Regions from separate parts of the Homo sapiens genome. Here region 1 is linked to region 2. Evidence: chromatin loops called from intact Hi-C (ENCODE). Cell type or tissue: Caco-2. All regions are shown on one strand. Each heading gives the region's core, and the rest is flanking DNA. Links, peaks and the distances in the headings are about the cores only.

Evidence for each region. Peaks named below come from ENCODE experiments on the same cell type or tissue, not always from the same donor. Only the 100,000 strongest peaks of a DNase experiment are listed, where the experiment ranks them.
Region 1: it touches region 2 in a loop (11-fold over the local background); 1 of 110 quality-filtered maps calls a loop at or near these places.

The regions. Positions count from the first base shown.
Region 1 is chr5:142,572,184-142,577,568 of GRCh38, reverse strand. No RefSeq gene overlaps it. Among named protein-coding and RNA genes, the nearest start is that of FGF1, 110 kb to the left of the region's middle. In Caco-2, for the core only: no CTCF peak of the experiment used is centred there; no DNase peak of the experiment used is centred there.
Region 2 is chr5:142,510,212-142,515,596 of GRCh38, reverse strand. No RefSeq gene overlaps it. Among named protein-coding and RNA genes, the nearest start is that of FGF1, 170 kb to the left of the region's middle. In Caco-2, for the core only: no CTCF peak of the experiment used is centred there; a DNase peak (open chromatin) is centred at 2,756.

The DNA of each region.
Region 1 (5,385 bases), core at 146-5,145, 62 kb before region 2:
ATTACTTACAAAAAGTTAAAAGAGAGTCAGCAGACACACCAAAAGGCACTTCTGAACATGCAAGAGCTTCAGATACTGAAGATTCAAGAGCTTCAGGACACTGACTGGATACAGGCCATAAAATAAGCATCTTTAAAATGATCCAATACATTTTTTAAAAAGGACTTAAAATTGAGAAATAAAAAGGCTATCATAAACACTAGCAGATTTAATTCAGAAAGTAACTAAATAAAACTTCAAATGAAAAATGGAGACATTGAAATTAAAAACCCAATAGGCAGAAACTTCCAGAAATGGCAGAGGATTGAAGTGGTTTTGAAATGTTCCCACCGATAACAATGATAAAAACAGGTTTAGGGGGAAAAAAAAAACAACAAACAACTTTTTTTAAGAAGAACTATTTAAAGACCCTGGAGAGAATCCAAAAGCAGATAGAAGCAGGAGACTTTAATCTTAAAAACTGCCACAGGAAGGACTAGGAATTTCAAGATTATATCTTCCTCACCCGAGGGTGATGCCCAACCCTCACAGCTAGGGCTGTGAAAAACAGCCATGGAAAACCACAGCCTTACTAGCTAAAGGTTCCACAGATAGGAGTTCAAGGCTGAAGAGTAGCTAGAAGTCTACAGGAAAAGTACTGGCAGCAGAAAAACCACTGAAGAAGTATAAAACTCTGAGTATAAACTCTGTCCAGGTCTGTGGCCAAAAGCTAAACTACACATATGTGGTAAAAGACCCTAAGGAACCTGGTGAAAAAGGAGACAGAAACCAGAGAGAAATCTCCCCTTGAATACAGAGCAATGTGAATGTGTTGCCTTTTAAAAACAAACAAACAAACAAACAGACTTGGTACATTTCCTAACCATGCACAATGCAGGTGGCAGAAAATTGAATCTTGCAGCCTTGAAATGACAGAGACAGCCTAAAATCGGCCAAATAGCTACAAATCAGGGAGAGGGAGCACCTATAAGCAAGAAAGTGCACAAAGAAGGTGACTTCCATCTCTGCTGAAATCCTTGGCTAACTACCAAATTACACAGAAACAGGGAAAACCCCCAAAGGGGCAGGCAGAAAAGCAGCAATAGGAAGCCATGAGAAGAGAGATATTGGCTGCTGTGTATCACAGGGGGACAAAGTTTGTGGTTGGAGACTAAACAAGTCAGCTGCCTACTAGAACAAAAACTCAGTAGTCCTCAGAAGAATACAACAGAATCTAGAGTTGCCATAATGTATTATCCATAAGGCCCAACTTTCTTTCTTTCTTTCTTTTTTTTTTTTTTGAGATGGCCGCTCTGTCGCCAAGGCTGGAGTGCAGTGGCAGGATCTCGGCTCACTGCAAGCTCCATCTCCTGGATTCACACCATTCTCCTGCCTCAGCCTCCCGAGTAGCTGGGACTACAGGCACCCACCACCATGCCTGGCTAATTTTGTTTTTGTATTTTTAGTAGAGACAGGGTTTCACCGTGTTAGCCAGGGTGGTCTCGATCTCCTGACCTTGTGATCCGCCCATCTTGGCCTCCCAAAGTGCTGGGATCAAAGGCATGAACCACCGCACCTGGCCTTAAGGCCCAACTTTCAACCAGAAATTACTATACATGCAAAGAAACATTAAAGTGCACTCTACACTCAGAGAAAAAGGCAGCCAATAGAAACTGATTCTGAGTGGCTCCAGATGTTGCATTTAGCAGACAAAAATCTTTAAACAAGTTATTATAAATATGTTCGAAGAATCAAAGGAAAATGTGGTATACATTGAATGAACAGCTTGGAACTCTCAGTGGAGAAATTAAAACTAAAACACATATAAAATAAAAAAGGGGGAAATTCTAGAGCTGAAAAGTACAAAATCTGACATTTTAAAAGTTCACTAGATAGGCTTAACTGAATATTGGGAATGGCAGAAGGAAGAATCAAGGAACATGAAGATAATGCAACAGAATGCCACACCCAAACAACAGAAAAAAATGAAGATTGAAGAAAAATGGAGAGAACCTTAGAGACCTGGGGGAGCAATATCCAGATGTTCAGTATACATATGATTGTAATTCCAGAGGAAGAGGAGAGAGGAGGGAATAGAAAAAATATCTGAAGAAATAATTATTGAAAATTTCCCAAAGGGTCATAAGGAAAGTTTTAGGGTTGATAGAAATGTTCTGTATTTTGAGTGTGGTGGTGATTTCATGGGTATATACATTCATCAAAATGTATCCAATTGTACAATTTAAATAGATGTGCTCCTATTAACAATAGCAAAGACATGAAATCAAACTAAATGTCCATCAATGACAAACTAAAGAACATGTGGTACATATACACCATGGAATACACCATGTATTCCATGGTGTATATGTACCACATGTACTTTTTTATGCAGCCATAAGAAAGAATGAGACCAGTCTTTTGTGGGAACATGGATGGAGCTGGAGGCCATTATCCTCAGCAAACTAACACAGGAACAGAAAGCCAAATACCACATTCTCACTTGTAAGTGGGAGCTAAATGATGAGAACTTATAAAGGAAGAAACAACAGACACTGAGGTTTACTTGAGGATGGAAGGAAGGAGAGGAACAGAAACAATACTTATTGGGTACGAGGCTTAATACCTGGGTGATGAAATAATCTGTACAACAAACCCCCATGACACGAGTTTACCTATGTAACAAACCTTCACAGGTACCCTCAAACCTAAAATAAAAGTTAAAAAAAGAAAACTTGGGAAATTAAAGGAGCAATAAATGTGATGATTTTGAACTTAAAATAAATATTAATAAATATAAATAGGTATGCATTATTGTACATAAATTCAATCTCGATAAAGTTGTTTTAAAAAGTAAATGATGACATAAACGTCCCCCCTCCATTAAAAAAATCCTTATGTGGCCGGGCACGGCGGCTCACGCCTGTAATCCCAGCACTTTGGGAGGCCGAGGCAGGTGGATCACGAGATCAGGAGATCGAGACTATCCTGGCTAACACGGTGAAACCCCGTCTCTACTGAAAATACAAAAAAATTATTTCCCCTACTTGGGAGGCTGAGGCAGGAGAATGGCGTGAACCCGGGAGGCGGAGCTTGCAGTAAGCGGAGATGGAGCCACTGCACTCCAGCCTGGGCGACAGAGCAAGACTCCATCTCAAAAAAAAAAAAAAAAAATCCTAATGTATGGGTTAAATATATTGAACACATCTGAAGAGAATACAGAAAACAGAAAAATAGATTTGCAGAAATTAACCAGAATGCCATGTGGTGAGATAAATGAGCAGGGCAGAGGCATGAAAAATAGAATGAGAGGAGGAGTTCCTGTAGGACAGAAGCGTGGAAATGTGGTGAGATGGTGTGTGGAGAGATTATCACCAATGATTTTCCAGTTTTGAGGAAACACAAGAATCCTGAGGTTCAGGAAAAACATGGAGTCCCCTTCAGTACAAATAAAACCATATCCACATTTAGGAATACCTTTGTGAGCATGAAGAATGCTACAGAGAATATCTTAAAAATAGCTCGAAGACCCAGGAGTGGTGGCTTACACCTGTAATCCCAGCACCTTGGGAGGCCAAGGCAGGCAGATCACCTGAGATCGGGAGATCGAGACCACCCTGACCAACATGGTGACACCCCGTCTCTACTAAAAATACAAAATTAGTGGGGCGTGGTGGAGTATGCCTGTAATCCCAGGGAGGCTGAGGCAGGAGAATCGCTTGAACCTAGGAGGCGGAGGTTGCGATGAGCTGAGATCACGCCTTTGCACTCCAGCCTGGGCAACAAGAGTGAAACTCTGTCTCAAAAAAAAAAAAAAAAAAATAGCTGGAGGAAAGAATGATGTCCTCCACAGTGGCATTTACAGTGGCAGCAGACTTCTCAACACGACGACAGTGGCCAGGAGAGAGCAGAATCTGGTCTTCAAAAAGCTGAGAGAAAATAACCATCAACCCGCCCGTCTGGTGCCTCGTAACCAACTGCAGATCCACTTCTGAACTTCTGTTTTGAACCTTCTCATGACCTCTTCATTCTCAGCCATCAAAATAGGTTCAGTCTCTTAGGCTATTAAGGGATTTTATTTAAAGTAAACAGTGTTAATGTGTTCAGGGTGTTAATGACATACTACTGTGGCCTGCCAGTGTTGACCTAAGCCACTTTTATTATAATATTACTAAAATATGCACAAATATATAAAACTAGGTATAAACCTCATATGCTTATAGTTCTTTAAACTATAAAGTTGTTTAATAGTAAACAACTATTAAACCCAAACAAATGTGTAAATATATATGTGATTTATTTATAAATTAAAAACAAAGTTACGGTGCCAATAAAATCCAAAACATTGACATAAATGTGACAGAATGCACCATCCATTTATCTGTTGATGGACACTTGAGCTGTTTCCACAGACAAAATACCAGATTGTTAGAATCTAGAATCCTGCAATATAGTTTTATGCTTTCTGTTTCACTGTGGGAGGCCAGCACAGTGGCTTAGAATGATGGGTCTGGAGTCAGACTGCCTGGGTTTAAATCCCACTGTGTGATTCGGGTAAGCGACTGAAACTCTTAGTTTCTATCTGCTTTCCTGTAAAGTGGATATGGTAAGAATGCTTACTCATGGGGAAGTTGTGAAGATTCAATGCAACAATACAAGGAAAGCATTTAGCCCTGTGCCCAGGACACACAAAGGGCTTCATAAGTTATTATTATCATTGTTGTAATTACTCCTTTTTAATGGTAAACCCATGTTAACCTCTGTTCCATTATTTTGAAAGGTTAATCAATTTAATGAGACCCCAAAATGTAATACCAAAAGATTATTCAAGGAAAAAATCCTAATGAACTTAGGACCTACAAAGCTGGCTCTGTGTTCACCTTCACCAGCAATGAATAAGGTATCAACTACCAGGCTTTTTTGAGTGTGGAATGCCTTAGTTAGTGTGGGCCATTGATGACTTAGTTTTCCCACTCTGTCTTCTCTTCAGTATACCTTGGGATGGGGTAGTATTAGCCTTCCCTTGGTCCCTGTGTGAGCATCAACTTCCATGCAAACTTGGGAACTGAAAGAGTGTGGTCAACAGTCCCCGAGTGATCATCCAGGTGATCCAGAATAGATTTACAGTCCTTTCATCCATTCAAAAGAAAACAGAAACATACATAGACACACACACACATACACACTCATCCCTCCCACCCCCCCACACCACACACACACCCCTCCTAGAACTCTCTGACACTTAACAATGTATATACGGAGTCTGGTTCTCTCTCTCTCTTTCTCTGTTAGATTTAACAACTTCCTGGAAAGAAGGGTTTTAAGCCAAAAGAATCTCTTGGGGTGAGAATATTAGGCTTGGCGGAAGGCTACAGCAGAGGACTGGTAAAGGGGAGGGTTTGTTAC
Region 2 (5,385 bases), core at 59-5,058:
ATAAAATAAATAAATAAATAAATAAAGATCTGAAGTGAATATGACAAAATGTTAACACAGTTGTTAATGTGAGTGATGAGTAAATGGATGTCTGTTGTATTGTTTGTGTAGGCTGAAGTATTTAATAATTAAACAATAAAAACAAAAATGAACAAAAATAAAAAAAAATAACAAAGTTGTTATTAGGTAAGACTGACATAGTCCATTACAGTCCTGGGTGTAGGACAGTTTTCCAGGTGTCCTTGGACTGACCCGGTTCTCTCCCTTTTCTCACTTGTAGTTCTCATGAATAACTGTAGGATGGGCTGAGAATTCAACATTCTGAGATAAGAGTGAGCTGGCTAGAACAGCCAGGCTCTGTTCCAGTCCCCACTTAGAAACAGGATGTCCTTCAATGCTTTATACCAGTGAATCATGTGACCTCTGTGTATGAAACCAGGGTGAGCTGTTTTCTGGGGTCCCTCAGCTATTATCCAAGTGGGGCATGTGCAGTTGAGACCCCAACTGCCCCGGACAGTTTTCCTGAGCCTTGGGGGACTGTCTCACCCTGAATCCTAGGCTTCTGCTGTCCCTTGCTGCCTATCCAAAAGTAATAAACCCACTCTGTGTAACTCATTGTATGTACGGGTGTTCTGTCTCACCAGACTGAGGCAAGTTGATACCAGTGCACAGTGAGCTGCTTCTCACTGTGATGCATGGAAAGAGGGGGAATAGTTTAGGTCACCAGTCTTTTCAAAGAAAGATGGTGGGAAGCAGGAATAAAAATATTTTTATGAGGACTAACTCCTATAGGATTTGGTTAAAGCAAAATATGAGTAGTAGTATTTACTCATAGAGGAATGGAGATACCGATCATAACAAAGGTAGAATGCTATATTGATACCAAATGTTTTCAGCAGCCAGGAGATAATGTGGTTGTACTTTTTCTTAATAAATCTGCCATGAAAATAGCACCAAAGAAAACAAAGAGATGAGAATATCTCATTAGTGTTAAATACTGAAAACTAAAGTATCCCTTGTGATATCCTGAGAAAATACATTTGGTCAGGCCATAGGCTGTCAAAGATTGGTCTCCAGAGAAATTGTATGCAGAGACCCAAAGGGTTTACTCTTCTCTTAGGTATTTCCGAGGCAAAAAGTCTTCCTTGAAGTCACAGACTAAGGGCTATAAGGTTAATGACAGCATCTCCTTTTCTAGAAATTTTTGAGAATGAATAACAGACATGATTGAGTGAAACGCTGCTTGGGAAAACAAAATTCTGGACCAGAATCTAGTATGAAGTAGATGTTCAGTGAGCATTGTTTAAACTTAACAACACAGCCCCAATAAATAGAGGACAACTGAGGTCAATGAACAAAGAAGCTATGCGACACTTAATTCTTTTAGATGAAGTTCTATCATCACGGACCATGAATACTTCATACTTCCTCTTTCCCCTTTTACTTCTATTTTTATCCCATTTTCTCCACTTTCCTATGACACTCTGCTTTTGTTAATGTGGCCTTAAAGTTTACTTAATTGGGTGTCTAAGGATTTCTCCAAGTCCATCACCTGCTAACAGGGTGATCTGTGCTCTAAAAAGCGCTATAGTCAGAAGGCCTTTCATTTTATAGTAGAGCTTGTAGATGTCAACCTAACAGCTTCCAACTGACGCATGTATCTGGAGGCTAGGTGTGTTGGGGGAAGTTAGGCCCCTCTCTCATCCCAGGAGATGAACTGTTATTAGTCAAAGCCAAATAGAGGAGGATTCCGCTTGCCAGTGAGTGTTTTAGGAATAAGTATGTGTTACAACTCTGGCCAAGGGGACAGGAAGGAAAGTCTGCTAAGAAACTCATTTTGCTCTTAAAAAGGAAAAGAGGCTCATTCCCTCTTCTGGTCTTTTTGACTATTGAGATGATACCCTTGGTTAATGCAGTCATCCTGTGACATGAGAGGACAAACCTAAGAGAAACAGCTATAGATAGAGAATGGCAGAATGGACAGATCGAAAGAACTCGAATCCTTGATACTATCATTAGCCACTGAATTCACTGACCCTGGAAGAGCCCTACCCTAGGATTTCCTGTTAAGTGATCTAGTGAATGTCCTAACTATTTAAGTGAGTTTTAATCGGGTTTTCTGTTTCTTGTAGCAGAAACTGTCCTAACAGGTACACTCCAACCCCAAACAGTGATTATCAGATTCAATTAACTGAGACTTTGGGCAAGAGCATCTCTGTGGAGACAGCCTGTATCCTTTAAAATCGGGCTTATTGGGCCAAGGGAAACTCATTCCTTGAGGATTTTCAATCCTTCTTCTCCTGGCAAGATTTTGGAAAGGTCACTCTCTTGGTAAGCAGTCATTCACTTAACAAATATTTATTAAGTACCCACCATAAGCCAGGCACTGTTTTAGAGATTGGGATAAGAATGTTGAACAAGAATTACAGACTCATTGTTTTCACGGAGCTTACACTGGGGGGTAGGATGGGGGGCTACGACAAAGGAGTAAACAAATAACTGAATAAGATGACCTCAGATAGCAATAAATGCCAAGAAGGAAAGCAAGCACAGGGCTGTGACCAGTAGTGACCCATGGGCGGCAGGGCCATTTTGCACAAGGTGGTGGCCTAGGTTTGTTTGAGAAAGTGATGTCTGAGTGCAAATCAGATGAGGAGTCAACACATGGGAATCTGGGGTCAGAGCTGTCCAAGCAGAGGTCAGGACCACGTGCAAAGATCCTGGGGAGGAAATGAGCCTGGGGAACTTGAAGAACAGAAAGAGCATGCCTGTGGCTGGAAAGGCAGGAGGAAGGCAAAGTGCTGGAGGGCGAGGGCGGGGAAGTAGGCAGGAACCAGGTCAGGCAGGGCCTCAGAGACCATGATGAAGAGTCTGGATGCTATTCTAAATGCAAAGGAGAGCTGCTGGCGTATTTGCAGCGAGGGCTTGAGGACTCACGATTCAATTACCAGGAGGTTGTATTGCAGGCTGCCCTCTGGTTCAATCCCTCAAAAGGCCATTTTCTCTCTTTCTCAGCAGGGCAGAGCCCTAAACACAGAATCCCAGTGCCTTGGGATGCAGCCTGAGCTGAGGGAGCAAAAGGACAGAGGCTGACGCCATGCCCAGGCTCTCACTTTGGTCCTGTCGCCAGGCAGCCCATTTGGAGGCCGGCACGTCTCTGTGAGAGAGATGTGGAACCTGACATGTAAAATAGTAAGAAAAAAAAAAATCTACTCGAGTTCAGTGCCCTGTTGGAGGCCTCACAACAAGCAGTAAAATTTTCTTTAAAAAAAAAAAGAAAGAAAGAAAACTAGGTCAGAGCACTTCTGCCTGGTAGCACACATAGAGCTGGGCAAACTCCAAAAGCCACTGCTCCACTTGGAGGTCTCTGTTGAGCAATTTGAGTGATGTCAGTACTAAGGGCCTCCGAAATCAGTCCCATTTCTGAACCTGACCTCACCCGCAGTTCTCCTGGTAACTTTAAAACCATTTCTTCCTGCCCTGTGCTGTATTTATCCCATGTGTTTATTTTCTATACGATCCATCCCGAAACTGAGCTCTGTGTGAGTTTCCAGGTCACCATGTCCCATCGGGGCAAACTCAACAGATGTGGGATAAGCTGGAAGATAAAATGGGCCATCCTGCCATTGCTGAGCACAGCCTGGCACTCACTGTGGAGGGGGGTTTCTTGTTCCAGGGCCAGCCAGGGAAAGTTAGCGTCTGTGATTTGTGCAATCAATCTTCTTTTTCCGAAGGACATCCTGTGGGCAAGGCAGGTCCTCCCAACCCCATCGCCAAGAATGTTCCTTGCTGACATGTTCAACACGAGTGGAGGTCACAGCAACATCCACAGATTCCTGAGAAGCTTGCTTTAATTTCTTTTTTCTTCTGAGGGCACCAGCAATTTCCTTCCATTTAATTCATCCTCTGGGTCTCCTGGCGCGGTCTGCTGTTGTCACAGCAACAGGGACCAGCATTGCTGCTCTCTGAGGTTAATGCACCCTGTGGCCCTCTGCCCATAGGCCTCTCAGCCTCATCCCCAACAGCCCTGCCTCCACTGGGCCCTTCCCCACCAGCAGCCTGGGCACCACCTCCAGACCATGAGCTGACAGAACTTTCAGACAAGACTGATGCCCCTTGCTTGTCTACCAAATCTCAACAAATTGGAAACAAAACAAAACAAAACAAAACAAAAAAACTCCCTAGTAAACCAAACTCCAGACCTTTGAACCCTGTTTTACTAAAGCTAAAATGGATCTTTCATCCTTTTGAAACCACAAGCAGAAATTTGGTTTGACTATGGGCTGTCTTCATTGACCCCTTCCACATAGGAAACTCATTCTTCAGCATCTTGTTTGGGTAGCTTGGTATTACAAGGCTGGCATTTATGATGATGGTGGGGCTGGTGAGAATTGTATTCACAAAAACACTGGAATGTAAGCACAGGCAAGGGGAAAGCCTTTTTGGTGTTCTTTGTCCTTTATTATTATTAATTACTTATTATTTATTATTACTGCATTCCTGGCACTTAGAACAGAATACCTGACACACAGTAGGCCTTTGGTCCAAAATTGTTAAATTAATAACTAACATCCCCTGAGCACTTACCATGTGCCAGACACTGTAGTAATTTACAACTTCTGTCTCAGCTTTTATTATAGGATTATTGTAAGATCTGAAAAAGCACTAATCTAGGTGCAGTGGCTCACACCTATAGTCCCAGCTACTCAGGAGACTGAGGCAGGAGGATCCCTTGAGCCCAGAAGTTTGAGTCCAGCCTAGACAACATTGCAAAACCCTATCTCTTAAAAAAAAAAAAATTAAAAAATTGAAGATAAAATTTAAAAAGCACTTAATTTGCTCTTACTGCATGCAAGGCACTGTCCTAACTAAGCATTTGATATATATTAGCTCAACTGATCAACACGGCAACCCTGTAGTGGGTTGAATGGTGGTCCCTAAAAAGACATGACCACATCCTAACCCCTAGAACTCGTAGATGGGACTTTATTTGGAAAAAGGATATCTGTGGGTATAATTAAGTTAAGATCTCAAGATGAAATTAACTTGGATTATTGGGGCATGTCCTAAACCCAGTGACAAATGTCTTTATAGGAGATGGAAGAGGAGAAGACACAGAGAAGAAGAAAAGGCCAAGTGAAGAACTAGGCAGAGGCTGGAGTGATGCTGCCACAGCCAATGACCACCTGGTGCCACCAGAAGCTAGAAGAGGCAAGAGGGGATTCTCCCCTAGAGCCTTCAGAGCGGGCATGGCTCTGTTAACACCTTGATTTTGGACTTCTGCCCTTCGCCACTGAGAGAATACATTCCTATTGTTTTAAGCTACCAAGTCAGTGGTAATCTGTTACGGTAGGCTTCGGACATCAATGCCAATCGTTTATGTCT